Regions from separate parts of the Mus musculus genome. Here regions 1 and 3 are each linked to region 2. The links are chromatin loops, found by intact Hi-C in ENCODE. Cell type or tissue: left cerebral cortex. All regions are shown on one strand.

The links. Hi-C counts contacts between places; a loop is a spot of excess contacts. Peaks named below come from ENCODE experiments on the same cell type or tissue, not always from the same donor. Only the 100,000 strongest peaks of a DNase experiment are listed, where the experiment ranks them.
Region 1: it touches region 2 in a loop (2.3-fold over the local background); 4 of 42 quality-filtered maps call a loop at or near these places.
Region 3: it touches region 2 in a loop (2.5-fold over the local background); 11 of 42 quality-filtered maps call a loop at or near these places.

The regions. Positions count from the first base shown.
Region 1 is chr7:89,825,856-89,833,855 of GRCm38, forward strand. It overlaps Me3 (malic enzyme 3, NADP(+)-dependent, mitochondrial), which reads left to right. Exons shown (of 14, transcript NM_181407.4): 7 at 7,842-7,951. Among named protein-coding and RNA genes, the nearest start is that of Ccdc81, 74 kb to the right of the region's middle. In left cerebral cortex, a CTCF peak has its summit at 3,557 (motif pointing left); a DNase peak (open chromatin) is centred at 3,553.
Region 2 is chr7:89,626,079-89,634,078 of GRCm38, forward strand. It overlaps Me3 (malic enzyme 3, NADP(+)-dependent, mitochondrial), which reads left to right and starts at 6,740. Exons shown (of 14, transcript NM_181407.4): 1 at 6,740-7,015. The coding sequence starts at 6,833. In left cerebral cortex, no CTCF peak of the experiment used is centred here; DNase peaks (open chromatin) are centred at 3,136, 4,069, 6,394, 6,536 and 1 more place; H3K4me3 peaks cover 1,958 bases; H3K27ac peaks cover 4,055 bases.
Region 3 is chr7:89,514,635-89,522,634 of GRCm38, forward strand. Prss23 (protease, serine 23) reads right to left here and starts at 2,952. Exons shown (of 2, transcript NM_029614.4): 1 at 2,813-2,952. In left cerebral cortex, CTCF peaks have their summits at 2,105 and 3,624 (motif pointing right); a DNase peak (open chromatin) is centred at 3,519; H3K4me3 peaks cover 1,912 bases; H3K27ac peaks cover 1,214 bases.

The DNA of each region.
Region 1 (8,000 bases), 200 kb after region 2:
TGCTTCTTGCTCTCTTGCTTCTTGCTCTCTTGCTTCCTGCACCCTGGCTCCTGAAGATGTAAGAAATAAAGCTTTGCCGCAGAAGATTCTGGTCTGTGGTGTTCTTCCTGGCCGGTCGTGAGAACGCGTCTAATAACATCCCCCCAGTGATGTCACAATGTCGGTACAAGGAGCCCACTAGTCTGGCTTCCAGGCAGGCACACAAGGGACTTTCCCAGTCTGGGATTTGGGAAATGGAAGGCCTCTGAGGTCCTCCATCATACTCCAGGCTGGAATTCTGTCCACTAGTTTCTCACCAAGTGAAGCCATGGTGACCACAAAATCATTTCCAGTGGTCTGAACACTCTCAGTCTGCCCCTGGTTTGAAATCTCTCTCTTACCTAACGCTAGAATCTGGGTCTCTCTTTCGTTTGTCCATTGGATATGCACAAAATAAGTTCAGCTCAACTCCCAGCCCACAAAATAGTCCTTCGTATGCTCAAAGATGTTCATTGGGCTTCATTTCACTTTGCCTTGGAGGAATTTTAGGCTCAGTGGGCCCACTGTATCTAATCTATGGCATCCTGCTTCCTTACCTATGAATTCGTTTCCCTGGCATTCTTCTGAATGGCTCTTCAACCTCTGACCCATCACCTCTAGAACAGTCATACTCATATATGTCTGTGGCTGAATTGTAGTGAGACAGCTAGTGTCTGCTCTGTGATATCTGACCACAACTTCCCACTTCAGCTGGGCTAGCTCCTACCTTCTCCCAGTTCCTTAGGGTCTCCCCCATCCTCTCCTTCATTTCAGCCCTTATCCCTTAGTTTTCATTCAATCTACCCCACTTATCTCCTGTGTACACTTCCCATCCTTTAGTCTTGCATCTTCTGATGGGCCCCATCCATACCCACTTTGAGGCTAAATTTCTTTTCTTTTTTTTTTGTCATGTTTTTATTAGATATTTTCTTCATTTACATTTCAAATGCTATCCCCAAAGTCCCCTATACCCGCCCCCACCCTGCTCCTCAACCTGCTTCCTGGCCCTGGCATTCCCCTGTACTGGGGCATATGATCTTCTCAATACCAAGGGACTCTCATCCCATTGATGGCTGACTAGGCCATCCTCTGCTACATATGCAACTAGAGACACAGCTGGTGGGGGGGGGGGGGGGGTACTGGTTAGTTCATATCATTGTTCCTCCTATAGGGTTGCAGACACCTTTAGCTCCTTGGGTACTTTCTCTAGATCCTTCATTAGGGGCCCTGTGTTCCATTTCAAAGACCAAAAACCCTTTTGGCTCATCTAATTAGCATGGCCAATTAAAATGAAATGCTTCATCCTAACATGAGGTTTCCCCCTTTACCTTTATAAGCTGTCATTCGCCTATGGGTTAGGTCTGTCTCTCTCTATTTGGAGACAGTTCTTTGTCACCTACCCCAATAAATACCTCACTGCACCCTCCCTTGCTTCTTTCCCCTTCTCCCTCATACTCTATCAGGGTCATTGTCTCTTATTCTGTGCCCTTTGTCCCTCTGAGGCAAATAAATCTCCTTTATGCTGAGAACTTGGTCTTGAGTTGTCTTGAGCCTATACAGGTCCCTACAGATTTCACAGTATCCTGAAAGATAGGCTAGGAAAGACTCCTGAATGCAGATGGTGTTGGAGACAGGCCCTGCAGTTCGAATAGGAGTTGTCCTAGTCACAAAGAAACCTATACAGAGAGAACCATCAGCTGAAGCAAAGCCACATATAAAGGTCCACAGTGGATTGGAAGCAACAGCATATGCGCAGTGTCTAGAGATATGATGGCTTCTGAGCACTTAGGCTAGGGACAACTGAGCACTCCTGTGACGTGAACCTGGCTCCCAAAGGCAGAGGAAACCTCTTTAGAGGGAAACCTCGTTTGGTTTGGTTTGGTTTGGTTTGGTTTGGTTTGGTTTGGTTTGGTTTGGTTTGGTTTGGTTTGGTTCTCAAGTTGGGGTTTCTCCGTGTAGCCCTGGCCATCCTGGAACTCACTTTATAGACCAGGTCTTGTCTTAAATTCAGAGATCCACCTGCCTCCTAAGTGCTAAGACTAAAGGCATGAACCGCCACTACCCAGCATGAGGAAATGTTTTTTATTTTATTTTTGAGAACTTGATGAGCACGCCCAAATCACTTCCTCTCCTCCCTTCCCCCTCTGGCTCCTTCCATACCTCAAAATCCATGAACTCTTGTACTTTAGTTATTGTTGGTACCTGGAACTGAGGGCCCTATATGGGGCTGTGTTCAGAAAGATGTGGAGAATTGGGGTAGAGGGGAGCCAACTTACGGTGAGAACAGTCATTGTATGATCCTGGCCAGCAACGGAATGCAGTAGTTCCACAGAGAGAGGGCTTTGCCCTGAATCCCAGCCCCAACTGCACAAACTCCTTTGTGCAGGAATCTCAAAGTCTCTCAAAGAGCACTCTGCTCCAGCTAAGGGGGGGGGGGTGCATCAAGGTGAAGTCTCTGGTCAATACATTTAGAGACTGCTGGGTTAAACCTTTTTCTTGAAGCATAGCTTTTCAAAGCCTTTAATACACACTACGTCTGGTATGTGTAATATAAAGAGTTATCCAAACTTATTTTACTAAGGAAATTTATCTGAGAGCATTTCAAGGGCATAGAGTTTAATGGAATGTGTAAAATAAATTTTTAAAGACCTGGAGTTTCATGATTCTGCCAGTTCTAGTTTCTGGGTGAAAAAAAAAAAGAAATAATTTTCCATGGGGTGATGACTGGTAATTTCAGTGGGCACTAGGCCAAGAGAGATCTGCATGTGGTTTTCACAGGGAAAACGGAGCAGGCTCACTTGAGAATAGGATCCTGTCTTGAATTCAGTCACTGGATTCACATGCAGGCCTAGCAGGCTCACCTGTTCCTTCCAGCTCCGTCATATGTCTTCAGGCCTGAAAGGGTCAGACCAGATGTTGAGAAAACGGCAGGCCCTGGTCTCTGGAGCAAAAATCGACTGTGGCCTCTGGAATGCTCTGCTCTCACCAGCACTCCTCTCTGCACCTCTGTGCAGGAAAACCCCTCAGATCCCCTCATCCCAAAGAGGCTTGGCCCCAAGTGGTAGGTGCCCAGCTCTGTTGTCCTTGGCCTGAGTCTCCTTAACCTGTCACACAAGTCACCATTTTACAGCCTGTTAGAAAAATCAGACATCCACACATCATCTTGTGCCTATAAGTGAGCCCTAGCCTTGGAAATGGAGAGGCTTCCATGACGGTTCAAGGCTGCTTCCCAGCTGCACCGCCAAGTAGAAAAAGTAGAGAAGTACAGGAGGCTTGGGAGAGCCTCTTTCTCCGTGGCAGGACTTCTGCGTGAGAGGAGCATCCGATCGTCCTCTGCTGTTGCCAGGGCTACAGGGTAAAGGGTCAAAGGTGCAGATGGGGGCAGGTAAGCAGGAACCTCTCGGGTTCAGGGTGTTTTCCGGCAAGGCAAGACTAAAGACACAGGCTGAGCTAAGACTGACTTAAATGTAAGAGCCCAGAGGGGAGGAGAGTGGGGCATCCTTGGACTGCTCCTGAATTATATATAGCCACCTGCTGGTCTGCCTGTGTACGTACAGAAAGGACCCAAGGGCTGATGCTCCAGATTGCCTTGGCATGCGCAACTCTTACAAGGACCTAGGAAGGGCGCCCTTTCCTGCCTCCCCCACAACATCTTAGTCTTAACAGAATCTCTGAGGGATGTACATTTGTCAAGTCCAACCTCGAGCATTAAGTAACCCTTCTGATGGTCTCAGATAGGGAACTATGGAGCCAGAGAAACAGAAAGGAAACTCAGGCAAGACTCCGGGGTTTTCAGAGACAATGGAAGAGAACAGCTTTTCTGGCTCCCTGTTTTGTGTTTTCTGCATCCGTGGATCATCCCAGCTGAGAAAGAGGTCAAGCCCCACTACCTACTGTGTTTCTTCTTCTCTATATCTAGGTTACTTTTAACATAAAACCGAAGGCCTGCCAGGTTAGAACCACTCAGGATTCCCTCTCTGGAAGCAGTGTGTGCATGGTAAAGTAGTATGAAGACAGAGGGTGTGATTCAAAGCTTGGTGTGCTGCCGGGCTGCCGGTAACTCACAAAGGCCAACTATTTTTCTCCCTTGTTCTTGGTATGTTATAAGCATTTAATAGATAGTTAACATTTGTTTCTATAAAACATGTTTCCATAAAAGCCTGTTTTTCACCATACATGGTTGAATTGAGAGCTGTGTGTTTTCACTTGACCCGTTTAGATTTTCATTTTGAATTTTTGGCTTTGTTCTTAATCAAGTTGTGACTTGTTTAACAAGTTAGGAGGTAAATTCACAACAATTGTTTCAAGTATCTACTCTTCTAAAAATTACTGAATGAGAGTATTGGCTCATCACAGAAGCCATAGAGAAGAGGCTGGTGGGGAGAGGGATAGGATAACACAGCTCCAGGCTCCCAGGTCACAGTGAAGAGAAATGGCAGATACAAACAAGAGTAGAAGAGAGGGAGAACAGGAGTGGAAGTGAGCTTTAGTCAAAGACTGGAAGGGGTCAGTGTATAAACCCCATAACAGGGGCTATTCCTGGACCAGGGAGCATCCTTGGGGATACACACCCCACGAAGATCAGGCTTGTGAAGGTTCTGACATGCTTGGCACTGTGAGACTCTTGGGTTCATGTGGCTCAATTTTGTTTGTTTGTTTTTTCAATTCTGAGTCAGAATTAAATTGGCCTGAACTGTTGGAGTTCTGTTCTATATTCTGTGAAACCAAGGGAGACTTCTTATGTACAATTAAATGAAACGTAATGAAATGTGGAACAGTAATACACTGAATAGAGATAGTTATAATTTTTGCCTTCTTTTTACCTTACCAAATGGGCAGCACTGCTTCAAGGACGGGGTGTGCATGAGTACATGTTAGTATGTGGTGGAAAGATCCACACACATAACTGGTTGTGTTGTCTAAAGTCTTCAGATTTTTTTAGCCCCAGGCTAGTTGTGAAACAACAGTGAAAGTCTTATGTATAGTAAAATGTCAAGACATTCTGTTCCCTACTCCCAGTCCAAATACTTGCAATTCATGACCTGAACAAAAAAAAATTCACAGTACATTTTGGCTTGACAGGCGTGTCATTATGTTTATGAGTGGGTGGTTTTATTTATTATTTCTATTCATACTGTAATTGTTTTTCTGTATCCATGGGAGATTTGTTCTGAAACTCCTATAGATGTCAAAACTGTGCATGGTCAAATCCCCTATGTAATATAATCTACATATACACTGTTCTATATAATCATCATGTGTATATTACTAATGATACCTTATACATTGTAAATACTACACCAGTAACTGTTACTTTACACTGTTTAATAACTAATGACAAGAATCGTTTTTTAACATTTCCAGTGTAGGATTGCTGAACCCATGAATGCAGAATCTACAGATATGAAGGACTAACATATTCTTACAGAGTGTTGCATGGTGCATAGTACTGCTTGTCAACAGAATAGTATACCATGGCGTCTTAGTTAAGGTTTCTATTGCTGTGAAGAGACGCCACGACCATAACAATATAAGGGAAACTATTTAATTGGGGCTGGCTTATAATTTCAGAGGTTTAGACCATTATCATAGCAGGAAACAGCAGCATACAAACAAACATGGTGCTGGAGATGGGCTGAGAGTTTACATCTTGATCCGCAGGCAGCAGAAAGAGAGTGCTTCCACACTGAACAGTGCATGAGCATATAAGACCTTAAAGCCCACCACCTTGATGATGACACACTTCCTCCAAAAAGGCCACACCTACTCCTATAAGGCCACACCTCCTCATAGTGTTGCTCCCTATGGACCTGTGGGAGCCATTTTTATTCAAACCACTGCACATGGACTACATTATTAAAAGAAATTATGGAACTGCTTTCTAAAAACTAGAAAAATATGGCAATCTGTATTTAATTATACACAGAGATAGCAATATGGAATGTTGATAATCATACTAATGGTACAAGGGAACCCAAAGAGAAACATGTCATAGCCCTCCCTACTGCCATCCCATTGAGCTACACATGGAGAAATCATTAAGTCGCCTGAGGGTCACAGTGAAGCCCAAGGCCAGTGCTATGTGCTTCTCAGCATCCAACCCAGTTCCTTACACCTCACTCTTCTCCCCCTTTCTGGAGTCCTCTGGAGCTAGATCTGTGATTTAAAACTTCTCCTCCATCCTGTTACTCTGCTCCCTCTTCCTGTCCTGAAGCCGTCTAGTGCTCCCACCATCAGCTCTGACTAAGACTCCAGAAAATATGAGGCAGGTACGCAAGCTTACCCAGCCGCTGGCATTTATATCCAACAGAAGAAGAAGCCATGATCAAAAAAGGAGGTCAAAGCAGTGTTTTCTGGGTCATGTCAGAGCTTTTCACTCCCTCATAGCCAGTGACCTCATCAGAACATCACCATCAAATAGGTCCCACACGCCCCTTCTAGAAAGAAAGGAATAAATCTCTCCACAGCTTGTCCCAAGTAGGCCTCATGTTTGCGGTCAACACCACTGTGGCAAGAGCAGGCCATTTCTCCCTATCATACACCCAGGACTCCTGGTCTAGTGTGTATCAATCAGAACTACTTATTTCTAAATGAATATGACGTGTTCCTGAAATCACAAATTAATTCCTGGGATACTAATACCATGTTATAACAGAATCCCAAGTGTGAGAGAGCATACAGCCTTGCAAGACTGTTGGAAAAGTAGTGGCCCCAGGGGACAGCTAAATTTTAACTAAGACAGGATAGGGAGCAGAGTAATGGGATCTTAATACATGTTTATTTATATACTAATGAATTAAATTATTTATACGATGACTGCTCAAAGAAGGCCTGGGAGATACAGCTACCAAACACTAGAATCAAAGGACAGCGAGAACTTAGACCTCTATGTGAAGCTCTTAGGCTGAGAGGTCTTCCTACAAATGAGCTAGCAACTTCTCTCTTGGCTGCCAAGAAGGAACAACTATTAAACAGAAAAATGAAACACTAATAAACCCAATATTATTTTTTCAAGGCCATGAAATCTAATAGGCATAGACTTCCAATAAGTCATGTCAAGCAGCTTACTGGACGTGGCCTTCATCTCCCAAGACTGTGTTTCTTAGTTGTCTAGCTTTTAGAATCACAACCATCTGAGGAGCTTGCTGAAAATGCAGGTTCCTGAGCCTCATCCCACAGTCCTGAGTAAAGTCATCTGTGAGATGGATATGGAGATCCACATTTTCAATGAGTTGACTAACTGTTCTTCGATTCGTGGAGTGTAGGGAACATCTTTACCAAGATACCAGTGGCTTCATGGGATAACCTTCCTCAGCCTTGTTTATGTCTTCTTAGAGAATAACACGTGAATGCATGGAGTGAAATGACTCTAAGCCTCAATGTCTGGAGATGGTAACAGTGGGCTTCAGAAGCTCCCAGATCCAGAGTGATTCTGCTCACTGTTGGGTTGGGAGCGAGCTTTCTGCTTGGATCTTGGACGGTCACAGGTTGCAGAGAAGGTCAGTCCCATCTCAGCCTTGCTGTTACTACTACCATCAGAATGGTGCCTTGTGGGTAGCCCATAGTTCACATTAGATACACTGAGGTTGACTTGGTTGGTTATGAAGCCCTTGGTCCCTACACTCTCTCATTTACATGCCTAAGGGAATAGACAAAGGTCTACTTCTAGGACTTGCTGATCCAGCCAGATGACAAAAATAAGAGGAAGTACACAGACTGTCCTTACCTCTTGTCCTGAGCTTGCCCTGTATCCAGTTCAGGCAGGATCCTCTCCAGGAGGTAATAATCGTACATTCTTTCCTCTGTCTTTCCCTGCTCTACAGGTTCGGAATAAATTGCCTCATCCAGTTCGAAGACTTTGCCAATGCCAATGCCTTCCGTCTACTCAACAAATACCGCAACAAGTACTGTATGTTCAATGATGACATCCAAGGTACGTTTTCACCTAACGAAGTCACTGGATAATAATGCTTTTTCACAAG
Region 2 (8,000 bases):
TGCTTTCTTCTTGGAGCTGGTAACTCTGCACCAATCACGGTAAGAAGAATGCTAGGCCTCCATCCTACTCTCCTCTGCCCCAGCAAGAGAAAACCCACAGAAACTCAGAAACAGCAGATTGAAGTAACAACAGCTAAGAAAGCATAACTCAGAAGTCATGGTGGTCAGTGACTCAAGACGAATAGAAGCAGAGTTTAAGCAATTAATGGTACACACACACACACACACACACACACACACACACCCAAATCTTGCATCAGGAAACCACCAAAGCAACCAGAAGTGTGGCTCAAATCATACCACTTGAACCTGCTAAGTAGACTATAAACTTTCTTCTCTGCCAGATGAACTCCTGGATACACACAAAGTTAGAGGTAGCTGAGGTACTTGTATTTGAAGTTGCTGCAATGGAGGTGGATCTAGAATAGGAAAGGCTGTGTGGGAGAAAAAACTTACTTGCCCCATGAGATAATAGGGGCCCATGAGGTGATGTAGCTCCCACTTTACTAGAAGATAACACAACATCTAACAGTATATTCATGTTTTGTCATCACTTAAAACAACAAAACTCTCTGAGTATTCAGCCTCTACCAGGAGCATTACCTGGTCTAGAAATACACAAATATCTCAACTAAGCTTTGGAAATTTGAGCTAAAAAAAAAAAAAAAAAAAAAAAAAACAGTTAAGTCCAATTTAGCCAATGTTTATTTAGTATTACATGCTCAGAATTGTTTTGCAGGAATACAGATGCAGTGTAGAAATAATACTTAACATTTAGCAAGGTTTACTATGCACAGTTATTTAATCCTCACAGCCAGTGTACGAGCTAATTACTATTATGATCGTGCTTATTTTATAGACAACATGGGCTTTTAGAAGGATTAAGCAAATTCCTCAGGATCACACACCAGTGATCCTGCCAGAATCAGGATTCAACTCCACATGCCTGACTCCAAAGAGAAAGCTCGGAGTCACCATACAAAGAAGTCTGAATTTATATTGGGCAAACATCTAAAATGGTAACCTAAAATGGCAACTTTTGATGACGTGCTTTCTTTTATTGTGCAAACGAAAACATTGTATCGAGTTCCCATTGTGCTTAGATCTTAAAATCTGCTTTGAAATAGCTGTGTGGAGCCTGTTTAAAAAAAAAAAAACCACAACAACAGCAACAACAACAACAACAAACAAAGACAAATAAAATCTACAGCTACTTATGATGCCCCAGAGCTAAACAGTACCTCTTTAGTCCACTGCATTTCTATGGAACTGGTTGCCTCCACTCTCCCCTTTGTAAGCCACTCTTTCAGATTTGAGGCCAATCTCAAAGCTAAGGAAAATGAAATCCACCTGTTCTTAGAAGTGCCAAATACTCCTGATAAAAAGCCTGTAATTTGGCAATTGGTAGACTTGAAGGGAGAAACTCTGTCTTCTTAGTCAAAATCCACACTGGGTCTCACAGCCCTGTGAATGCTGCTCTGTGTGTAATAGCACACTGCACAAGCTAAATTCAAAGGCTGTGAATCCACAAAGGGAACAAATTACATCTCTTTGGGGGAAGGCTTGGTGGATCAGGCAAAGTGATTTGAAGCTGACTACCAGCTGAGAGGAGAGTCTAGTGGCTAAACCTTGTAAGGAAGAAACACAAAAACTGAGGAGTTAAAAAAAAAAAAAAAAAAGCCTAAGAGAGCCCAGGTTCTCTAGAAACAATAACCTGTCTTAATCTCACCAATTACATAGAGAGAAAACATGCTTTTAAAAACACTTTAGACAGAAATAACCCAAAACCTCTCCAGTGGAAATTCCAGATTGAAATGAGTTTTGTCCCACTAAGAAAAGACTGTCAGCAGGAGAAACCTCTTCTTTGCCCCTCCTTTGTGGAAGTGTATGGGGGACTATTGCAAAGTCAACTAGGAAACAGGAGATATGCTCATTACAACTTAACAAGTTCTGAGATGGTGAAGGAGCCAGGGAAGCAGCCAGTGGCCAGGGTCAGCTGGTCCTGGGGATGCTGAATGGGCCAGATGGGCAAATCACATCGTTGGACAAAGAGCTGTCCCCTCACCCTACTGGGTCGGTGTTGTGACCTCCAAACAAACAGGGGCATGGATTTGTTCCCCTTATCAGCTGTGTGGCTCAGCAGCTGCTGCTGTGGGTTTCTGTTTCAGAAGCCTGCCTTGCCCCAACAGTTGCCTTTTTGTCTAACTTTTGTGTGAGGGGAGAGGAGGTGGAAGGCCCTGAACATAATGGAGAAATGGCAATGGCTGTCAGAGGAGGGAGTACTTGAATAGAGTATTTCAAGAGGTGCAGAAAATAGATTGCCACCCTCGCCCCCTTAAACAACCTCTGGGAAATCCACACACACCAAAAGCCTTGGTTACTGTTTTGTTTTTTGTTTTGTTTTGTTTTGTTTTGTTTTGTTGGGTTTTTTTTTTTTTTCACCCATCACTCAGACCAAAGACACCATGTCTTTTCGGAACTCATATTGCAGAGTGGAAGTAGAGCCATGTATGAAATGTCCTATGAAATATTTGAGCTCAAACGAGCCATGGAAAGAAAGGCTGTCCCACAGGCAGGGCTTGGACTCTAAGCAGGCCTGCTGAGATCTAACTGCAGACCTAAATGAGGATGGAGCTGAGATTCTGGTGAGAAAGGCCTTGCATCTTGTTCTCCTAGCTGGGAGTCATTGTACTTGTGATAACAACTACTGAGGAAGGTGGGATTTATAAACAAAAATTCCAAAGTGTTCTTGCAATAACAATACAGGATAACTGTTCTAGATGTCTCTCTATTTTTAAAAAAAAGTGAATAGTTAAAAGTATGTTCTTTTCTTGTTAAAGGTGGTTATTGTGGTTATGACAGTGAAGTAAAATAAGAGCATAATGCAGCATAATTAAGAACATATTTTTCTGCTACAAAAATGCTTAATTTTTTTATTACTTTTCAGACCATCCAACAGCTGTTTCTTCTCATTGAATAAATAGAAAAACTGAAGTCAAGAAACTAAGTTATGGTGAACAGGGAGGGATGGCAGATACGTGGGAGACAGATGAGCGGGAGAATCAGTTTCCCTGGAAACGCTTCATGCAAAGGAATTGAGAGGGAAGGAACCAGAGGCTCTGAGCTTCCCCTGTTACCAGTTGTTATACAACCATGTGTGAGGGTTTGTGTAGGATATAGGATGATAAAGTGATGATGAGGTGACTTGTATCAGACTTCACAGATCTAAGTCTTTCCTGTCCTCAAAGCACTCCGGATCTGGGATCCAGGTTTAAATCCCAGCCCACTCAGGCAAAGTAACTTCTCTGGTTTGTTTCCTGGTTTGAAATTTGAGGGTAGCATCAATTTCCATCAGGTTAAACTAAGTTGGGTAAGCAGAACAAACTATATCTCAACACTAAAAATTTGATGTAAGGAACGGGATTATGTGGGTGGTAGGGGGTTGAATGAGAAGGTTGGGGGGAGGGCTGGGGCAGCTTCTAGAAACCACAGAAAGAAGCTTAAGGTGGAGCCTGAAAGGAGCTGCTGGAACCACCAAAGGCTGGACTTGAGAAAGAAGAGTGTGCAAGAGCTTGGTGAGATTACATGTGGTAAGGAAGGAGGCTGCATGCTGGGGCCAGGGGCTGATGCTTGTTAATTGGCTGTAGCTGGGCTTGGAGCTGAAAGGGACTAGTAAAAACCAGGATAAAGGAAGTCTGTCCTTTCCAGCCTTCAGTCCCCCTCCATTGCCCCCACTGACAGAAATGATTAGGAACCCCACTGTCAAAGAACGAAATTGTAAGATGCAAGTTCCAGCCATAAGCCAGAGTTCAGAAAGACAGCTCCGTAGAGGAATAATCATAAGACTATTATAAGATTAAATGAGTGATGACAGGTACTCTGACTTACAATTGGCTTACGACCTGTAAGTCCATTTTGAGTTAGAAATATTATCAGTTGAAAATATGTTCTCTATACCCAGCCTCCTACACATCAACGCTTAAGAGCCAGTGCACTGCTGAGCACCAGTTGTTTATTCTCAGAGCCAGTGCACTGCTGAACACCAGTTGTTTTATTCTCAGAGCCAGTGCACTGCTGAACACCAGTTGTTTATTCTCATGGTTATGCATTTGGCAAACAACTTACTGCTGCGAGCCAACATGAGGAAAGTGAATCCTATATCTACACAGCCTGAGAAATGAGAGAAATTAGAGATACAGTTTCCATGGAACTGCCTTACAATTCCTAAGTCTCAAGTGGAACACTTAAGTATGTTGGGCATCATGCTTTAAGTAAGCAAATAGATCCACCAAAAAAAAAAATGCTAGAAATGCTATCTTAGTTTTATCACAATGATGGTGAGATTGTAAAGGTCACTTAAAATGCTCAAGGTCACATGCACTAGTAGAATCCAGTCCATTGGAAGCCAAAGCTGTCTGTCTTCTTGAGTCTTTCAGAAGTTCCAAGAAGACGGGCATATAAATAAAGTCCTTGCAAGAGAGACTGGTTTAATGATATACTAGATACACTTGGGGGCATTTGGGGGATCATGAAGGAGGAAGATGAGCCACTGACTCTGAAAGATGTCATAGAGAAGATGGTATTTGAACATATGGAAGGGAGAGAGAGGCCTTGCTTGACAGATTCCCAAAGCAATTCAACAAGCTGGGTGTGTTCTCTGTGCTAACCAGGCATTGACCCAGATACTGAAGGTGCAAAGACTTGTAAATGGTTGTTTAATCTTTTAAACAAGGTTTTTATTTATTCCTTGGGTGTTTCATACATATCACATTCATCTCTCTCTCCCACTTGTTCCCAGATCCCCTCCTTCTTCCTACCCATGTGACTTCGTGTTTTGCCATCTGTCTCAAAACAAACAAACCCCATGGAATTCAGTCTGCGTTGGCCAGCTGACCAACTACTCCTGGGCGTGGGGCCTGCCCTAGAGTGTGACCCATATACCAAATATCACTCCATTGAAGAAAACTGACATGCCTTCACCCAGTACAGTTGAAATAAAGATCATTTCAGCTGATAACTGAAGAGAGAGGCTTCAGGAAGGCACTCATTCCCACCAGTCTTGAGGAGATGGACTCCTGAGGCCAGGCAGGAGGACCTTGACAGCAGGAGCATCCCTGCCTTGCAGTTGGGCCATGAGAACGGGATGGAGTCTGAGAGAAAGAACCACACCACCTGTCTGGTGGCCATTCTGAGAGCTCATAGCCCTGATGATCAGAGAAGCTACTCACCTTCCCTCACCAAACAGCTACTTTTTTATTTTTATTTATTTATTTATTATTGCACAAAGACATTTCAGGACCTGATAACAAAGGGATCTGCAGGCAAAGGCCCTAGCCCAGTGAAGCCAGTATCATAAGGGGGAGGCAGGCAATATACCACAATAGCAATGAACTAGTAGATGACTTGTTCATTTATACCTAGGGGAAAACCCTTTTCTTATGCATCCCCTGGGGATGGTCAGCACTGAAGGGAATGACTAGAATAATGGCTTCCAAGTTGACATATTAGGGGCAACCTCAGAGACGAGATGTGGCAGTTGTTTAGAAGATTGGAATATGATGTTCCCAGTAAAAGTGTTAGCAGAGGCAAAAGCCCTGAGATGGAGGTGAGTAAGACAGGGAAATGGGGAGAAGCAAGTCAGAGGAGACCTCAAGGACAGCACAAGGTGAAGTGGGATGAGATGAGAAGCTGGCAGGAGCCAGGCTGGGCTTAACCAAGGCCTCCTGACAACTTAGGAGTTATCCCATACACAGAGCGATGTATTTCCTTTAGAAGGAATCTCTTGAACACTAAGTGGAGGAAGTACACACTTAAATTCAGGGAGAAGTGGACATCAAGGTGTGAGTGACCTAACATCTATGGTCTATGGCTGGTTCCATGGGGTTCCTAGAAACTTACTTAGGAAGTGGGGAACGCAGATCAACAGAAGAGAACGTTCTACAAAGCAGGAAGTGTTCTGTACCTATATACATTCAAACATGGTCTCAACTGGTTTAAAAGAAGGCACTTACTGTGACTGGGATTTAAAATTGTATTTTATTTAGAAATTTTATTTACTGTAAAATGGATTTAAAATTGTATTTTATTTAGAGTATTACAGCTACATGTGGCTAATGGTTACTATACTGACAGCATTCTTGCCCAGGTCTTGCTCAAGAGGTGGGGGCATGCTGACCCTCAAGTGTTCTCCCCTAAGTGCCATTCAGACCTCTGGATAGAGAGTGCCAGGGTACAAAAGCACAAAAACCCTCATGTGGGAGGAAAATGAGCTTCATCCTGTCTTGTTATGAAGAGCCCCCGCGCATATCCTCAAGGAAAATCTGGTCCCGCAAGGAAAGGTTTGGAGACTGTTTTACTGAATGCATCAGTCCCGTGAGCTAGCACTGCCTGTGAGGTGCTGCCTTTGGCCAGAGAGTGACAGGGGACAGTAGCGCCTTGCCCCACCTGCTCGCAGTGGGACTGCATAGACTTCAGCTTCTCCAGTTAGGCAGGTAAGCGGAAGAAGGAGAAACCAAGGTTAACCACAGGTACTGAGGGTGCGGGGACTCCTTGGAGAGTATTCTCCCATATGGGGGCAGGGAGGCACGGGCTGTCATCCGCACGGGATCTGCTTTCTGGGCTTGCTTTCGCTTTGCTGGCTGAGGGGTGAGCATCGCAACCAAGCGAGGAGCAGGTGGCCTCGGACAAGGGGAGGAGGCTAGCGCCTTCCATCAGGAACCCCCAGCCTCTCCGAGAGCTCAGGTCCGGCGCCCTGCTGGCGCGCAGGACCTGGCTTGCCTAGAGGGCACCCCTGACCTTGGTCTCGCCCTGGTTCCAGGTCTGTGCCAGGGCTATGGGCGCCGCGCTGGGCACTGGCGCGCGGCTGACCTCCGTGCCTCGCATAGCCTGCAGCAGTCTTCGGCGCCAGGCACCTTCCGCGCCCGCCCAGGGCTGCCACTCCAAGTCTGGCCCGCCTCGACCCGTACCCCTGAAGAAGCGCGGATACGATGTCACCAGGAACCCCCATCTCAACAAGGTAATGGTCCGGGTAGGACGTTGGATCCCGTGGTTAGCAGGGAAAGACGCCCCGCCCCCTGGGCTTGGGACGAAACCTATGGCGTCCTTCCAGAGCCCTCTGGTTTTGCCTCCTGGATATTGCTCTGTTTGCTTTGGCCTTTTCGTCCCCCTCTTGACATGGAGAGATGTGATCAGTTTTACTGACCTTAATTTCCTCAGCAAAAACAATACAGACCCAGTGAGTATTCCCGATGGTCCCTCTGAGCTAGAGTCAGATTTCCAGCAGATCTTGAGGACAATTCATTTGACCTCCGTGAATTAAAGTATCTGTTAGAGATTTCTTAGGAATGTTGCAAGGTTTAAAAGGAAAAACAGGAAAACGGAGGCAGAGTTCTTAGCACAGACTCGGGCACCAATGAGATAATAAGTGTTAGCTAATGATATGGTGAATATCTGGGAAAACATGAGTCCGGAAGACAGAAAAGTCTAGAATTATAGAACTTTTAGTACTGGAAGAAGAATTAAAGATTTTAATTTAAACCAGTCCTGTAACAGAATGCAGAACAAAGGGGTCTTAGCCAAGGTGACCAAATGCAGATCTCTAATGCTTTGGCCGTGTTCAGCCCACTGCAGATACCTGCATATTAACCTAGGAGCACACCTCCTTCTTGTAGCAATCAAGTTTGTATCTTTGGTTCAGAGGATTGTGAGGAACAGAAACTGGAAGCCAAGACTCAAGCCAGTCCCCCACTCCCCACAATTCCTCGTGTTTAACTAGCAGGCTCAACGTTTTTCAGCCTAATAGTATGACCTCATTTGATTATTGTAAAAAGTTTCAAAACCACTGGATTTGAATTAATATTTAAGCTCTCATAAATGCTTGCTAAGCTATTACTGCAAATAAAATGTGAGAATAGTCCTCATGCAGGAAGTTCTCAAAAAATGTTAGTAGTTTCTCTGATTCAGGATGGTGAAATTCCAATGACACAACTTCTATGGAAAAT
Region 3 (8,000 bases), 110 kb before region 2:
TAGTATTTAAAAGTGGATCATCTTGTTCTTGTAGAGCTGTTTGGAAAGCCAACACCTTTTGAAAGGAATGAAGATTGCCAAACCTTATCTTTCTTATAGCTAAATCTGGATGAAAAAAAAATGTTAGTTCTGTCACATTCCATTTCTAGGAATGAACCTTTGCAGGATACAGGTTCCTCATGCACATAAACTATCTTCTAAGCTTTCCAACTAAATGTTTTTTATGAATTACTTCACCCAGTAGCAAAGCAAAATGGAGAAGCAAGGTAAACAGCGATTTTTCTCATCATACTTAGTAATAGAGAAACTGCATTTCTTTTCCAGCTTTGACTATCTGACTCACAAGAAGACTACACACTCCCTGCCCAGGTTGCAAATATTAGCCACTGTCTAGTTATCTAGTGCATCAAAATATTTACACTTTACAAACATACTTCATAAGCCCAATAATAGTTTTATGGTAGAGGGAATTTGCACATTATCAGATGTGCCAATGACAATAACCTTCCTAGGGACTGAGGACTAGGGACTAGGGACTGGAGTACTGAGAATAACTTTTGTGATTCTCTAGAGGACAGTCTTCAAAACTGCTAACAACTCAGTTCTCCTTATGGGGGACAATGTTTGAATGAATGATTTAACTCCTAGAAGCCAGCAATTGCTACAAGAGAACATCTAGTTTTTCAGACATCTATTGTCTATTCTACAAAGTACGGTTTCCTGTGACCACAATAAAATGTAAGAAAGTACATGAAGGTGGTGCTCATGCTAGACACCAGTTGGAAGAGCGACAAAGGGTCCTCCATGAAATCTGTAGCCAGGGACACTGAACAATGAGGCTTTGCTAATTCCCCAAGCAAATGCCTACAAATGAACAAAGCTCTGTGAATACACTGAAGCCAAGCTTGCTCTCATTTTCCAGAATCACATAACCCCTTAAGGCAAGACAGACCCAGTCACAGTATGGCTTAAGAATGATGGTCTTGTAAGGAAACGGGAGGGGACTTAAGAAGCCCAGCAAATCAAGTACAATCTCATGGTCACACAGAGCTTAACTTCTCTATCAGGTTTTAGGCAAAATGAGCCATCCTAGTAATCCCAAGACAGCCTAGCAGCAGAGCAATTACAGAGTGCTGTCAATGGTGAGACCATGAGAAACGAAATCCCTGGAGTTATTTGGAATTATGCATGAATAATGCCCGGTGCATTAACTCCTAAAACATCCATGGGAGGGATGCTCAGGAGAACCTGAGACTATTAGCACAGCAGACCTGGGCCAACAATGTTCTCAGACACACTAATGGGAACTTTGGCACTTAGGCCACAGGCAGAAAAATATACCTACATCCACTGTCTACCTGAATAGTCATCAGTGAGACAGAAATGAAATCCATATTAATTACCTTGGAAGACTGCTTCCTTCCAAGGTCAGAGAAAGCATGACAAGCTGCCTACTGCCTGTTTATAATAATGGAAAATACAAGTGAAGATTTATTCATATATTTATGGCACACTCAGAAAAAAAATGAATGTAGTGCCTTCAAAAGAATCCTCGGTCTCTTTATCCCGTCCCCAATCCAGTTCTAAGAGACTCTTTAAAAATGTTCACTGAATAACACAGGCTAGCCTCAAGTTCACTGGCCTTCCCCAGCCTTCGAAGTGTTAGGATTCACAGGCATGCACTACTGTACCTCACTCCTAGGAGACTCCTAGAAAGACAGGTAATAGTTCTTTTAAACACTTTCCCCCCCCGAAACAATGTCTAACAATATCCTGATACTAATTTGCAATAGGGATTTTGGAAAAACCTAACTTCAACTATAAATCAAACTCTTCTCACAGAGCCTGATAAGGCTATTTTGTATTGACCTATCTGTCCTTAAGGCATTCGCTAGGACCTCTCAAGTTCACTTACAAGACCTGGGAGTAGCAATTTCTATACTAACCGAGATCCTGAATCATCTGGAACTTTCCACAGGCTACGGGCTGTTTCTAAATTCTCGTGGATGTCACCCAATGGACAATAAAACAAACAGGATTTTAATCAGAGGCTTTTCTCAAGGGATGCTCTGAGGGAGGTGGGAGGGAGAATCGGCTCCATTTCAGGAGGGGGTGGTATTGCTCCATCTAAACACATCTTCCTCTCTTAAAAGTTCTAGGGGAGGGCAAATCTTTTCTTTCAGTTAGCAATTTGTGATAAATGGCTACATGCTGAAGAAATATTTGCTTCCAACAACTGTTGATAGCCCAGGCATAATTTTCTAGATTTAGCACTCAGAGCAAAGTCGGCACCCAGCACAGAGCCTGATCCCAACTTGTGTTTGCTGACTTTTTCTTGCTTGTTAAGGTGTGTTCATAGTCACGTGCCAGGTTAAAAATTAATGCTCAGAGCACGATGAAGTCAGATACAGTAGGCGCAAAACTCAAAGAAAGAAAATGGTAGAGGTTACAGTGTGTGTTCGTGGGGGAGAGCCTACCTTGACCTCTCCAGGGACACCTTGCCATACACAGCTCCACTTGACCCCTAGACAACACCTTGCATCCAAGACAGCGCTTTCAAAACCTTCTTTTCCCCATCCACTTTAAGAGAGACACTGAGTGAATCCAAACGCTGTACAGAGCCGGTGTCCGGGGAGGGAGGCTCTTTCAGGCTCTTGTCCTAAGCCCAGAGTCTGTGCGGAAGCCACGGCAAACTCCCCGGTGTTACCCGCAGCCACCCCACCCCGCGCGCACCCGACTCTTTGTCCGGCTCCGGCACACGCCTGGTCCTTCGGACCCAGCGGGAGACGCCGGGTCCCCGCATCGCACTCACCCGCGTGGAGCAGCCCGCCGGGGCCGCGGCCGTGCGCCGCTCAGACAGGTGTGGGCGCCCGGAGGACGCGCGCGGCTCCCATGCCTGCTCCGCAGAGTGGCCGAGTGCGAGCCTGAGGTCCAGCAGAGCCTGCAGCACCCGGTCCGCCCCCCATCCCCTCCCCTTCGCCTCCCGGGCCCTCCCGCCCCGCCCCCAGCCGCGAGCCGCGCAGCCCGCCGGCCGTCGCCTCCCCTTCCCCTAGCCGCCTGCCTCCAGCCAGCGTCACCCTGCTATTCAGAGGTCCAGAACCCTCGGGCCCCGCGCAGGTGGGTCTCCGCAGCGCGTCACCACCAGCGGGTCCCCGTACTCGATGCCCCTGCACCGTGTCCGATGAACGGCTCCTACCAGTGACTCTTGCACTCTCCCGCTCTAGACAACTTCACACCAAGTTCTAGGGGTCTACATTGCCCAGAGTCTGCTAAAGCAATGCTCCAGAGTGGGCGGTCCCTTCCAACCTTCCAGTCCTCCAGCACCCCGGGTGCGTGGAGCGCCGCTAGGCAAGTTTGCAAAGCAGAATTCAAACTTGTAAGCTCCTCACCCGTGCGCATTCTGTGCGCCTTGAATAGTGACGACCGAGCTCCTTTCCACCTTAGTTCCTCCTCTAGCGCTTCTAGAGTGTACCTCAGTTTGTAATCCAGAGGCAGGCTACCGAGGTTGCAGGCCCTGCAGTTCAGCTGCTAGCATACTGGGTCCCAGAGCACAGCAAGGGATCGCGGACTTGGCAGCTTCCCAGGGGTTGACTGGTGACGCCCCCGGCCTGGTCTTTACTGGGGCACCAGGGCACCAGCTGGTGGAGCCACCTCCTAGCTTATGGTGCCTGTTTCCCTAAATCACTGGAGAAGTCCACACCTGGGGGACTGAGTCAGCCTGGTGACCTCACTATTTAAATATCTAATGCTATATAGTCTTAGTAGTCTCTTAAGACTATCCACACATCCATTTCTGTGAACCAACCCTTCATGCAGGTCATGGAGATGAAAAGGGTGGAGCTGTGGATTTCCCCTCAGGACTGGAGGACTGGAGAGGCCTAATCTTGCTAGCAGTCAGACAGCTCCTGAACAGTAGGACAAAATTTTGCAGAGGTCGTTTTCTTCTCTCCTCCTCCTCCTCCTCCTCCTCCTCCTCCTCCTCCTCCTCCTCCTCTCCCTCCTCCTCCTCTCCCTCCTCCTCCTCCTCCTCCTCTCCCTCCTTCTCCTCCTTCTCCTCCTCCTCCTGCTCCTCCTCCTCCTCCTCTTCCTCCTCCTCCTCCTCCTCCTCCTCCTCCTCTTCCTCCTCCTTCTTTTTTCTCCTGTCAATCCCAGAGTAGCCTTCCTTTTTTCCTGTCAAAGCTTGCCCTCAGAAAGGGAGGGCCTGACATCCTATTCCACACCAGGATGTTAGTGACATGTCCAGTGAGCTAGTGTTTGCCTTGCCTTTAAATAGGAAAGCCCTGAACACATTGTTGAGTAGTGTTTCTCAAACATAAAGGAAACTAGTATTGTCCACCACGTTAAAGGCAAAACCTTCTTAGACCTCCCCTGTCTTAGCTTACATTTTCTTTTTAAACAATCCATTAATGTGAGTGTATACATAAAGCTAGGTGAAAACTTAAACGTTTGAACAACTCAAGAATAAAACTCAAACTGATCGAATACAAAGATTCTCTTCCGGAACAGTAAAATTTAGGGTTTCTCTCAGTCAGTTCTCCACAGTGCTTCCACTCCTGTGGTCTGTGCAAGGCCCTAAAACACTCTGTTCTCTCACTTCTTGTTCTTCCCAGCTCTCTTTCTTGTTAACATAACTGTGAAAGTGGTAATTTCCTAGGGCCAAAGCTTAGCACATAAAAACCAGATTAACTCTTGGTGATTTGAATGAGATGTTTCCCATAGTCTCTGGCATTTAAAATACTTGGTCCCCAGTTGGTGGTGGTGTTTAGGTAGGCTTGGGAGGTGTGGCCTCGACTCAGGAAGTGTGTCACTGGGGGTGGGCTTTGAGGTTTCAGAGGCTGGCACCATTCCCAGTTCACCTTCTCTGTTTTGTGCTTGGGATTTAAGGTCTGAGCTCTCAGCCTCCTGCTTGCCATGTCTTGCCTCCATGGACTCTGACCCTCTCACACTGTAAGCTGGAATAAACTCTTCTCTAAGTTGCCTTGGCCATGTGGTATTATCACAGCAATAGAAAAGTAGTACTGATGGTTATCTCAATGATCCAGAACATGCTTAGAGTGATTCTTTGAGATCACACAAGTAAAACAAATTAAATTACGGGTCTCCCAGGGTTTATAGCTCCCAATCGAGCTATATTTATGGACTTGGAACTCTTTATGACTACACCAACTAAAACCTAGTGCAGTTCAAGAGGTCACAGAAATGACAAAGGCACAAGAATTATTACCAAAGAAAAACCCAGATAAACCCTCCAGCTTCATCTGCTCTTAGTTAAGTAAATAACTGCTTGCTTTAGAGGCCACACGGCCATGTGATGTGTTGTTAGCTGCCTATCAGCGTTAATACCAGAGCTCCTTTGATATGTGGGCTAACTAAACTATTGGCTCCGTTACTTTACAGGAATGGCTAAAATGGCATGAAAGACTTGGTCCCTCTGTTTTGACATCATGTCTATCCTCAATCTTGACCTTGTAGGCTTCTCACCATTACATATAAACACATTGAGCATTGAGAACTATTTTGTCCAAGACTATATAGTACAGTGCCAGTGCTACTGTTTCTATGTCATAAGATCCCACAGTTCTGTGTGGTACCCTGCCAGGATCTGCTCCTGACTAGCATTGTGGCTTTTGTCCTAACCTTTCCCTGCCTCAGTAGCCCCTTCTATACAACCAGGGCTGCTGGGGTTGCGTTAAAGGTTGAATAGATAAATACGCAGAATGTGCTTGAGAATAGTTCTTTATGTGCAGGGAACAGGTAATAAACATGAGCTGTGGCTACTCCACTGTGCAAAGAGACGGTGTTTTGAAGCCTTTTCATATAGCAAGACCTCTGTCCATTTTTTTGACAGTTATTGCTTATTTTTCTTAACAGTTGTAGTTTTCAAAGTAGAGCCAGGAAGAACAAATATTACTTCCATCAATCATAAAGAAAAACTGGGGCACAGACGGGCCTCAGAACACTTCCCTCTCTCGGCCAGTTCCAGTTGTTACCGTCTTCTCCCCAAACAGCTAACAAACAAACAACAGCACAGACAGACGTACAGAGGGTCCAGGGCTTAAACAGGACTCTGGCTTTAGATGTTTCCTAGATTCGTTATAGAAAAATAATTTGGCCCTTAGGTCATCTGCACGGCGGCCATACGGACAGCAACATGATGGATCTGTAGGGTACTTTGACCTTTGAGAGATGTGTTCTGTGTAAACAGCAGGTGTTCCCATGCCGCACATAGATGTCTGCTGTTTTCTTTTTCTGTACTTGTCTGTCTTCCCCCCAGGGGGAAAGGACCCCAGCCCCCTCACTGCCTTCTCAACCCTTTTTATGTGCACTGCAGTTGAGGAGTTAGAAGTGCGCTCGGGGTGAAGCCTGCGAGATTACTGTCTGTCCACTGTGTTGAAAATTTCTGGGGCTGCGCAAATGCCCCTGACCCTTTTGGTGCAGGTCATTAAAAGCTATGGTCATAAAACAAAATCTGACACAAGGTAAAGGGAATTATAGTCTAGGTCAAGGAACAAACATGAGTTAGAAAATGGGAGAGAATCATTGCTTCTTATTATGCCAGGTCTGAAGACTTCCCCGAGGCAATGGGATTTGAATTGAACTCAAAAGGTAAAGGCCCGGGAGTTTCATTTTACTGCCTTTGTCACTTTGAATTGCTGGAGATCGGATACAGCACCTGCTCACACCGGCTTAAAGCTCTACCACTGGGATACATACACCCCCAGATTCTGGGCAAGGTTTTAATATACATTATCTTACTGAGTCTGTGGAACCACACTGCCATATGACGAGAAGAGCATTTCTACTGTATAACTGAGGAATCTGCAAGGATTGAGGGAGCAGAGCTAGGGCTGGGCTGTAAAGATTATGGGTGCGTCCTTTAATGAACACATTATGCTTGGTGGCATGGGGTATATTTTATTGCATGTAACCTTCAAGATAAAAGAGAAAAAGAGAGATATGTTAGTCTGTCATATGCTGCTGAAAAAGAGCACCACGCACTGGATACTTTATAAAGAACAGAAACTTATTTGGCTCATGAGTCTCGTGGCTGAGAAATCTACGATGGACGTGCCTGTGCTAATAAAATAGGTCACTGGGCATCATGTGGTGATACAAGAACGTACATGGCTGGCTCACTTCTATACCCAAGGCAGCCTCACAATACAAATTCTATTCCCTCCGTAAGATTAATTTACTTCGTGAGGTGTCTATCTCGTAATGGTCCCACTAATTGTACTGAGAATTCAGGGATTACTGTTTCCTCCGTTTTGCAGTCAGGACACTGAGGTTAGAGTCTTCAGTCAGGATCCCAAGTTCTGCTCTAGTAGACCACACGGCTGAGGCTCCTGCTGGCCTGTCTCATACCTTAGCTGCGAGTCCGCACTGCGTCCGTCCGGGACTCTCCTGTTCTAGTGCTTCCGATAAGGAGCTGAGCTAGTCAGTTTGGAAGCTATCAGTTAGATTACTTCAGAGGAGATCTGTTTCCTGGCTAAAGCACTCCACAGTACACGTGTATATTGAAATATCACACACCACCGACAAACACCGACGATGTTTATGCTTTGACGCAAGATTGAAACATTATTGAAATAATCATTTCCAGGTGCTTTCTTACTATTTCGGTGACTCTCACAAAGCGTTATGTGGAGCTAGTAGTTTGCTTAGTGAGTGGGCGTTGTCGGCTCTTCATAGTGAATGAGAAGGAGGCTGGAATGAGAGATAAGGAAGCAGATGGGGGTGGGGGGATGAAACCTCTCTGAGCCATAAAAGAGGTGTGCCCTCCGGTAAAACACCTTGCTTGCTCACTGTCCTTGCTTTCTCACCTGCAGTCAGAACTCCTGGTGATGCCTTCTTAGAGTCTGAGTCTGTGACATTTTGGGGGACGGAGAAGCCCAGCACTTCTTTTTAAAATGTTTAGGCCTCCACAGGGTTTACTGTGGGAACCTAAGCCATAGAAGAATGTGGAGTTCTAGAGGCCGGCTGGTGAGCTAGCGTTCATT